Regions from separate parts of the Homo sapiens genome. Here regions 1 and 2 are each linked to region 3. Evidence: chromatin contacts called from ENCODE Hi-C or POLR2A ChIA-PET data. All regions are on one chromosome and are shown on one strand. The core of a region is the stretch at or near the end of the contact, and the rest is flanking DNA. Distances in the headings are between cores, read along the strand shown. Region 1 overlaps PLEKHA5 (pleckstrin homology domain containing A5). Region 2 has its middle 130 kb from the start of PLEKHA5. Region 3 holds the start of PLEKHA5 (pleckstrin homology domain containing A5).

Evidence for each region. Hi-C counts contacts between places; a loop is a spot of excess contacts on that map. ChIA-PET counts read pairs that join two places held with the same protein, here RNA polymerase II (POLR2A). Pooled maps may share reads with other maps.
Region 1: a map of endothelial cell of umbilical vein shows a loop between it and region 3 (2.6-fold over the local background). The contact joins the enhancer-like site here to the promoter of PLEKHA5 in region 3. A Hi-C loop is called at or near these places in 5 of 168 maps with a recorded cell type or tissue (CD4-positive, alpha-beta memory T cell, IMR-90, PC-9 and 2 more) and 15 of 50 pooled maps. POLR2A ChIA-PET finds 5 or more read pairs at or near these places in 4 of 52 experiments (CD4-positive, alpha-beta memory T cell, H1, PC-9 and 1 more).
Region 2: a map of mammary epithelial cell shows a loop between it and region 3 (5-fold over the local background). The contact joins the enhancer-like site here to the promoter of PLEKHA5 in region 3. A Hi-C loop is called at or near these places in 3 of 168 maps with a recorded cell type or tissue (PC-3, PC-9 and mammary epithelial cell), 1 of 37 single-sample maps with no recorded cell type and 4 of 50 pooled maps. POLR2A ChIA-PET finds 5 or more read pairs at or near these places in 1 of 52 experiments (WTC11).

Annotation. Positions count from the first base shown.
Region 1 is chr12:19,272,599-19,275,425 of GRCh38, reverse strand. It overlaps PLEKHA5 (pleckstrin homology domain containing A5), which reads right to left. Exons shown (of 32, transcript NM_001256470.2): 11 at 443-910. Among named protein-coding and RNA genes, the nearest start is that of PLEKHA5, 140 kb to the right of the region's middle. Within about 2 kb of position 1,310, at least 9 of the 41 ENCODE cell types and tissues checked have a DNase peak (open chromatin) inside an H3K27ac peak, as active enhancers do; they include PC-9, endothelial cell of umbilical vein and heart left ventricle, where a contact is called at or near this core.
Region 2 is chr12:18,997,207-19,000,247 of GRCh38, reverse strand. No RefSeq gene overlaps it. Among named protein-coding and RNA genes, the nearest start is that of PLEKHA5, 130 kb to the left of the region's middle. Within about 2 kb of position 1,672, at least 5 of the 41 ENCODE cell types and tissues checked have a DNase peak (open chromatin) inside an H3K27ac peak, as active enhancers do; they include PC-3 and mammary epithelial cell, where a contact is called at or near this core.
Region 3 is chr12:19,128,452-19,131,190 of GRCh38, reverse strand. It overlaps PLEKHA5 (pleckstrin homology domain containing A5), which reads right to left and starts at 1,458. Exons shown (of 32, transcript NM_001256470.2): 1 at 1,303-1,458; 2 at 1,061-1,140. The coding sequence starts at 1,391.

The DNA.
Region 1 (2,827 bases), core at 61-2,560, 140 kb before region 3:
AATTAGAGAGCAGTAGGCCTTTGCTGCCTCCATATTACTTGTCTCAGGAGATCCTTGCATTGTACCAACCTGCAGAAACTGGTAATGGAGGACAGTCAGAGAAGAGGTGATAATGGCAGGGGACAAGACAGGGGTGGGTTGGGAGGACAGGGCTTGCTCCCTCCCTCTCCCAAATAAACTCGATCTCTGCCTGTAACCCAAGCCTTTCCTTGTGCTTGGCCAGGAAGGATGACTCCTTGCCATTAGCAAAGTTGGGTGACAGAACATAAGAGACAGAGAATAAATACTTATATCTGATCATTATAAACAAAAGACGTAGTAATGAAGCTATAACAGCTAAAACACAATTTAAACCAATATTTTAATCAGTAGCTCAGAAACCAATCTCCACCAACACAGCATCAAAGAAACCTGGGTTCATAATGACAAGACAGACACTTACCCCCTGGTTTCTTCTTCATGACCCCTCCCCTTCTGGATTTTAATCCACTGTTCCAACTGCTGCATTGAATTTGTTCTCTGTATGACTCGATCGGCCTCTGTGTATAAGGGCCCTGTATTGGGGCGATTTCCACCTCTAAGATCTGCCAGGCTAACATTGACTATTTTGTTCTCTGAACTGCTCAAGTTGATTGGTCTGTAGTGCACAGTCTGAGCAGGGCATGCTGACCCACTCTCATATTCAGATGGCAGAGAATTCAGCTTTACACTATTAATTTTTGTTAAGGGTCTATCTTGACCATCCTTCTGAAATCCATATTTTTCAGCTTCTAATGCCTTTTTTTCTTCAATTTTGCTCATTTCCTTGTTTTTTTGATTGTTTTGGATCTCTGGTTTAATTAGCACTCTATGGTTGGGAATGTTATTGGTTTCTTTAGTTGGTGCATTTTCAGATGTAATCTTGTCCACTCTGAAATCAGAGAAGAAAATCATAGTAAATCAGATGAAATAATGTACATATTACTTCTGGGATTCAATCTAGGAAAAATTATACTTTACGGGGGTGGGGGCCAGGGGACTGGAAAGGGTCACAGTGGACAAGTCTACACAAATACCCAATGCTGTGATATTAACATTCAAGCACAACACCAGAATGTATAAACAGAAAGGGGGAAAAAGAAAACATAAAGAACTAGAGCGTAAAAAGTGATGTGTGCTCCCACCATTAGGAATCTGAAAATAAAGCAAATTAAGATTGCCTTATGACAGTTAAACCACAAAGTCTACACTTAAAGGACCACAGTAGATAGTCCCTTGAAAGGAGCCACATGGCTCCCAGCCAAGGTTAGCTGCTTGTTGACTCATGAGACAAACATGAGTCTGGTTGTGGAAATGGCTGCAACAGGAAATCATAGTCTGATGCTATCAAAGATCTGAACCATATAATTAACTCCTTTTGTTTGTATTCAAGAGGAACTCAGTATGATTTTAGAGCTCTTGGAGTCTGACTGCACATGTCCAGCTTGCAACTCTGTTCTTACTAGCTGAGTCTTCAGGCAAAGTACAGAACACTTAAAGTGCCTATGCTTCCTCTTTGGTAAATGGGTATGATTGTGCCACCAAGATCAGAGGGTTCTTGTGAGAATCAGATGAGTTAATGAGTGGCTGGCACAGACCTTATTTTACCATTATAATTCCAACACATCAAGCAATCTTGGGTTAGAATCTGGCATCCCATGTCCACCTGGCCACTGAAAGAATGAGCTCGTTAACAGCATGTGTCTAGGTCACTCGACAGTTGTACTTGCTCACTATTCTAGTTGCCATATCTAGGTCTTTCCCTGAGCCTAATCACTTCCAGACTCTGAAAAGATCAAGCTGAGTGTGTGAACCTGCACGAAACTGCCAAGATCATGCCACTCTAGGAGGCCTCTCAGGAGCCAGCCAACCCTCCATATTCCAATAAATAAAAATGCTTCTATCAGAAACTAGGTGTGGTAATGCTGCCAATGTTTATGACGTGTGGAAAGGATGTAGATCTATATACATATATCTGTAATCAACTATAGATGAAGATATCTAGAAGCTTTGGAATATGGTCACCAAGGAAAAAAAATTAAAAAAAAAAGGTGACTATTTTTCTTGGAGTAAAGTTATGAACCATCCATATATTTAGGTTAAATATAAACCATGGCTTCTAGATTGGAGGCAACATTAGACATTGGGAAAATTTACTAAGATAGACTATGTGCTTCTTTCTCTTGAAAAATAAAAGTTGGCCAGGTGTGGCCACTGATGCCTGTAATCCCAGCACTTTGGGAGGCCAGGGTGGGTGGATCACCTAAGATCAGGTGTTTGAGACCAGCCGGGCCAAAATGGTGAGACCCCGTCTCTACGAAAAATAAAAAAAAAATTAGCTGGCTTGGTGGAGGACATCTGTAATCCCACCTACTCGGGAGGCTGAGGCAGGAGAATTGCTTGAACCTGAGAGGCAGAGTTTGGAGTGAGCTGAGATCGTGCCACTGCACTCCAGCCTGGGCGACAGAGCGAGACTCCATCTCAAAACAAGAACAACAAAGAAGGCATAGAACATTTACACTAAAAGCATATGTATCCCTTGCTATTTGGGAGGGTAGGAATTTTAACATTAAACATAAAATAACTGAAAAGATTTTTAAAACATATTTACTGTAGTCTATCTAAAGCTATTATTATTACTGTCATCATGATTATTATCATTATTATTTGAGATAAGGTCTCTTGCCGTATAACCCAGGGGGGAGTGCAGTGACGTGATCTTGGCTCTCTGCAACCTCAACTTTCTGGGCTCAAGTGATCCTTCCCTCTCAGCCTCCCGAGCAGCCGGGACTATAGGTACACGCCACCA
Region 2 (3,041 bases), core at 423-2,922, 130 kb after region 3:
AACTACTTTGTACATTCCTTGAGGCAGCCCATTGTCTGTTCTCCATTGTGGTGCCAGGCACAGTGTTGCATATAATATTTGCCGGGTAAATTTTTTAAATGATGCTAATAATAATTAATTAATTCATAACTATTGACCTGACTGCTCTGAGAATTAAAAATTTATATCGTGTTTTCTTTTAACATTTAACCGTCCATGTGTCTAACATCAAAGAAGGAAAGTTCTTTCATTTTGAGGAATCTTCTGTTGCTAATGTATGCAATGATAATGCTGTTCTTGGTCTACATAAAGGTTGCTACTGATTAGTAATTCAGCATGACTCAGGTTATTGTTCCACTAAAGGTCCTGGAATTCCAGTAATCATTATGCTCTCTCCTTAGATTCCACTTGGATAAAGAACTAGAAGAGTTGGGCCGGGCATGGTGGCTCATGCCTGTAATCCCAGCACTTTGGGAGGTCGAGGTGGGCGGATCACTAGGTCAGGAGTTCAAGATCAGCCTGTCCAACATGGTGAAACCCCATCTCTAGTAAAAATACAAAAATTAGCTGGGCGTGGTGGCTTGTGCCTGTAATACCAGCTACTTTGGGGGCTGAGGCAGGAGAATCGCTTGAACTCAGGAGGCGGAGGCTGCAGTGAGCCAAGATTGTGCCATTGCACTCCAGCCTGGGCAACAGAGTGAGACTCAATCTCAAAAAAGAAAAAGAAAAAGAAAAAGAAAAAGAAAGAACTAGAAGAGTTAGGTGGTTAGCCAAGGTGAGTAGAACAAAGTTAAATTAACTAGTCCACGTGCGGACAGATCCTTTGTTGTTGGTATGATGTATATTGTGTATTGAATCAACCCCAACGGCCAAACTCCAACACCAAACACAGCTTATTTAGGAAAAAATGATATTTTCCTTTGGAATTCTAATCACATATCTTCAGTCAGAAATAAGCGAGGAGGAATCAGGGTTAGTGTATGTTGCAAAGGGCTGGAGCTGGCAGAAGGACTATGTTACATAGGTTTACATTTGGTAAAACTAAGGACAGATGTTCAAATCAAGAGCCTCAAAAGAGCTTCAAAGTCAAAGGAAACTGCCTAAGTGAGTCACCAAAATAAGGAGGAAGACTCAACGCAGGGCATTGTTGAGGCTTGAGGTGGCCAATTAATCACACATCTTTTGACTCTGGGTTTATTTTATTAATAGATATGAATTTGAAATGTGCCTTGTGCCCAGGGCCCAAGTAGATTCCTGCTTTTTCTCCCAGGGAATCAGACTGATTTAGCCTGTGATAGGCAGAGCAGCTGGGCATCTCCAGGGCAACCCGCGCACTTCATGGAGGGGAGAAGGCCTGCAGATGAGAGAACAAAAGCCACAGAGGATAGGCTGCCTGCTTCGAACAGCTCTTCTCCGAGGCTGGGCCATGAATGATGCCACTTCTCTTCCTATGTGGAGAGCCCAGTGAGAAGTATAGAGAAGGGAAGATGTTTCTCCTTAAAATTCAGCCAATGTCGCAACTTCTAGTTTCAAGCCTGGGAAAAATTCAGGGCTAGGGAGAGAAGTCCCCTGCCCTCTCCTCCCAACCTAGTGAGAACGAACTTGAAGGTTTGAGGAAGAAGGCTGAATGTAAAACTGGCAAACAGTCTGGACAAATGCCAGAGAGAAGTGCTTGGCTGAAGCCAGCACTTAAGGGCTTCCTGAGGAATGAGTGTGGACTGGCTGGCCTCAGAATAAAGGACTGAGACAAAGCAGATGCCAGAAGTCTATTGAATTTTCACTTTGTTGTTTCAGTATCCTCTTATGCTTAATGTCTTCAGTCTTTTGCTTCTGGCTATGATGAAGTTACTGATACAAGGCTAGCCTCATGCCGTCAACAACCATGAAACTGAACAAAATACATGTGGCAACGCTTTCCAGACTGTGGAAAACAGGCAATGCAAGATTGATCCCTGAAAGAAAGAAAAATCACAAGGTAAGACCCATAACTGACCTGAATGTACCTGGGAAACATTTCCCAACCACAGCACAGGGGGCTAGAATTCACAGTGGTGATGTTCTGCTTGAAGAGATCGAGGTTAGAGTTCAGGACAGCAGAAGCAGTTGGGACAGGTGGGTACTGAAGAGGAAGAAGCTGTGTACAGGTACAGAAGTTGGTATGGTGGTTCCGCACCAGTCCTGATTGAGGACTAAGCTGGATGTGGGCTGGGTGAGACTACTCAAGGCTTATCAGAGAGCTGAGGCTTGAGGTTGTAGGATTGAGGGACTAGAGCTACTAATGCTGGGGACTTGGAGTTCCAGCCCAGCCATAGGAGAGAAATCCAGTTAACATTTCACTGATATTTATTTATTTGTTTATTTATTTATTTATTTATTTATTTATTTTTATTTTTGAGACAGAGTCTCACTCACTCTGTTGGCCAGGCTGGAGTGCAGTGGCGTGATCTTGTCTCACTGCAGCCTCTGCCTCCTGGGTTCAAGTGATTCTTGTGCCTCAGCCTCTCAAGTAGCTGGGAATACAGGTGTGTGCCACCATGCCTGGCTAATTTTTTTGTATTTTTAGTAGAGATGGGATTTCATCATGTTGCCCAGGCTGGTCTTGAACTCCTGGTCTAAAGTGATCTGCCTACTTCGGCCTCCCAAAGTGCTGGGATTACAGGTGTGAGCTACCACACCCGGCCATTTCACTAATATTTATTACAATCCAGCTAAGACCTCAGAAAGGCCTCTAAGAACCCAGCCTAGGGTACAGCCTAGAGTACACCTGGCATAATAGAGTCAGTCTATGACCAAGCCCTGATAAGATCAGGAAGATAGCGTTGGAAGTTGAATTCTTCCAAGTTAGAAGGACTTGGAAAAAATATCTTTCACTTCCCACAGATCCTTTGTAACAAAGCATAAAACTGAGCATACATCAGCTCATCAAGCCCATCATATATCAGATCATCAAGTAATTAAGCTGCCTTAGAAAATGCATCAATTTTTCAAAGGAAGATAACAGAATCCAGAGTCTGTACAATAGTTTATCTACACTATCCAGTCTAAAAAAAATTACTAATACA
Region 3 (2,739 bases), core at 209-2,708:
CTGCTGAAACTGGCCTCGCCTTCGACCCAAACTGCTCTCAAGCCTTTCCAATCACCAGGACTAGAGGCAGGCCAGTAAGAGAACACATGTTACATTTCAAAGACAAACAAGTCACGAATGTAAACAAAGAATGATAAAAGAAACCCAGACCAGTACAGAAACTACGAGGAGCCTTTTCCAGCTCCACTCACACTTAGCATTCAAACAAGCTCCCAAAGCCACCCGAGAGAGCCGCTTCCCCACGGACTCCCTCCAAACAGGGCCCGGGTGCCCCCATACGGGACACCCCCTCGCACGCCCACCGCCTCCTGGCAGTCTGTGCAACCTCCGTGCGGCTGGCGGGGACTTTAGATCCGGATCGCCAGCAACTGAGGCTGCGAACGCCTCCTCCGGCTCCGGCTGCTCCTCCCGTGGCAGGAGGGAACGCGCCAAGCGTTTCCCGAGCCGTTCCCTGTCACAGAGAGGATCGCAGCACCCCCGAACTCCTCTCCTCCTCCTCCTCCTCCTTCATCAGCCACCTACCCACAAGTCCCACCTAGGAGGAGGAAGCTGCACGGCAGGAGGCAGCGCTCCTGGGAGGAGGGGGAGGATGTGGTTACGTTATCCCGGCGGGCGATCGGGGTCCGGGGCTGCAGGGAGGGGAGTGGGTAAGGACTGCCTGAAGATTGCTGGGGGGCAAGACGGCAGCTGGGGGTCACCGGGGAGTGAGTAGCGGCCGCGGAGGAAAAACTCAGGACTCCAGGTTTCAGGGAGGGGAGCGTCGCCACTCTAGGGTCGCGAGGGTCGTCTAGGCTGGGATGGGGGGAGAAGGCGCAGGAAGAGGGCGCCGTCTCCAAGTGCTGATGAAAGGCTGAGGAGAAAGAGGCGCCCCGAGACTGGAGAGAACTCCCGGCGGCGGAGTCCCCGTGGCCCCTCTACCTGCGGCCGCTCCCGCCCGGCCTCCGCCCCGCCTCGCCGCCTCCCGGGGCCCGCGGCGCGGGGCAGGTTGCGGGGAGCCGGGCGGCCCGGGCTCTGCCGCCTCCTCCAGGCGGAGCCCAACTCCGTTTGGGCCCGGCGTTACCTGTGCTCTGCCGCCGGTGTCCGGTGACCACCGCCTCGCCGGTGACGGGGTGCAGCCAGGTGGTGCTCTTGGCCTCCTCGCTGCAGGGGTGAGAGAAGGGGCAGACACGGAGCGTGAGAGGGGACGCGGGGGCGAGCCGAGGGGCTGCAGGAGCACAGACCCGGGCTCTCCCCCGTGTCGCCAGCCGCCCGCCTCCTGCCCTCCCGCCCCCGCGGGCCCCCGTGCCGTCCCCGGCTCTTTACTTGATGAAGAAGACTCGGCCGCCCCTGGTGATCCCGTAAGTCCAGGACCGGGGCAGGGAGATCCACTCCAGGTTCAGATCCGCCGCCATGTCTGATCCCTAGCCGCCGCCGCCGCCTTCTCCTGCTGCCGCCGCGGCTGCCGAGGGAGGAGGGAACGAGCGAGCGAAGGGAGCGCGGAGCGAGCGCGCCTCCCCGGCCCGGCGCGCCCCCGCGCGCGCCCTACCCCCTCGGGCGGTGCCCGCCCCGCCGCCCCGGCAGGGTCCGGCCCCCGTCGCCGCCCCTCCGCATCCCGGCGGCCGCCGGCCGGCCGCCCCGCCGCGCGCTCGGGGGATGGGCAAGCGGCGCCGCGCCCCAGACCCCTCCCTCGGGCCCCTGCGGCGCGCCCGCCCCCTCCGCCGCGCGAAGGTTCCGGGATCGATTAAAAAAAAAAAAAAAAAAAAAAAAAAACGCGTCCTGCCCCCAGGGCTTTGCCCGAAGGCTTCCCATCCCAGGGCGCGATCAAAGGGAGCCTAATAATGCCCAAGCCCCTGATTTCTCTCTTTCAAACAACAAAAACACAGCGTCTGAGCTTTGTTTTATAAGAGCTGTTGGAGAGCCAACAGATTTTTCCAATATATTTATCGTTTTAAAATGGAAAGCTGTTTTTATTAAAGCACACGAAAGGCCTTTCCTGTTTGTTTGTTGTGTGCCAGATATCAAAGGTTGGACGTGATACGTGGCCCCATGAAATATGAGTGGATTTAGACTTGACAAAACAAGTTTTTTCTCTTCCTAGGCCCCTTAGGTCATATCTTATAAAATAAAAACTCGTCTTTTTCTGGTACTTGTTTTTAAAGATTCACTTAACATCAGTGTGGATTTTTACTTGCCCTGTCTCCAATAGATTACAATAATAGCTTATTTTATGGAGTCCTTGTGACGGTGTACATTTTTAAATCTTCACAACAACTATATATATATGTGTGTATATATATATATGTGTGTGTGTGTGTGTATATATACACACACACACACAATCTATAAAAAATCCCCATTTTACAGATAGGAAAAATGAAGTTTAAAAACACAGTAGTTTGCCCAGTCATAGTAATAACTGCCAAAGCCTGGATTCAAACTGGCTGTAGGATTTCAAAAGTATATTTGTATAACCTCCTTGCTGTACAAGCCCACTTTGTTTTACTGCGATTCACTTTATTGCTGTTTGCAGATCTTTCACATCTTACAAATTGAAGGTTTGTGGCAACTCTGCATTAAGCAAGTCCTAGCACCGTTTTTCAACAGCATTTGCTCACTACATGTCTCTGTGGCACATTTTGGTAATTCTTGCAATCTTTCAAACTTTTTCATTATTGTACCTGTTATAGTGATCTGTAATCAGTGATCTTTGATGTTACTGTTGAAATTGTTTTGAGGGCACCATGAACTGAGCCCATGTAA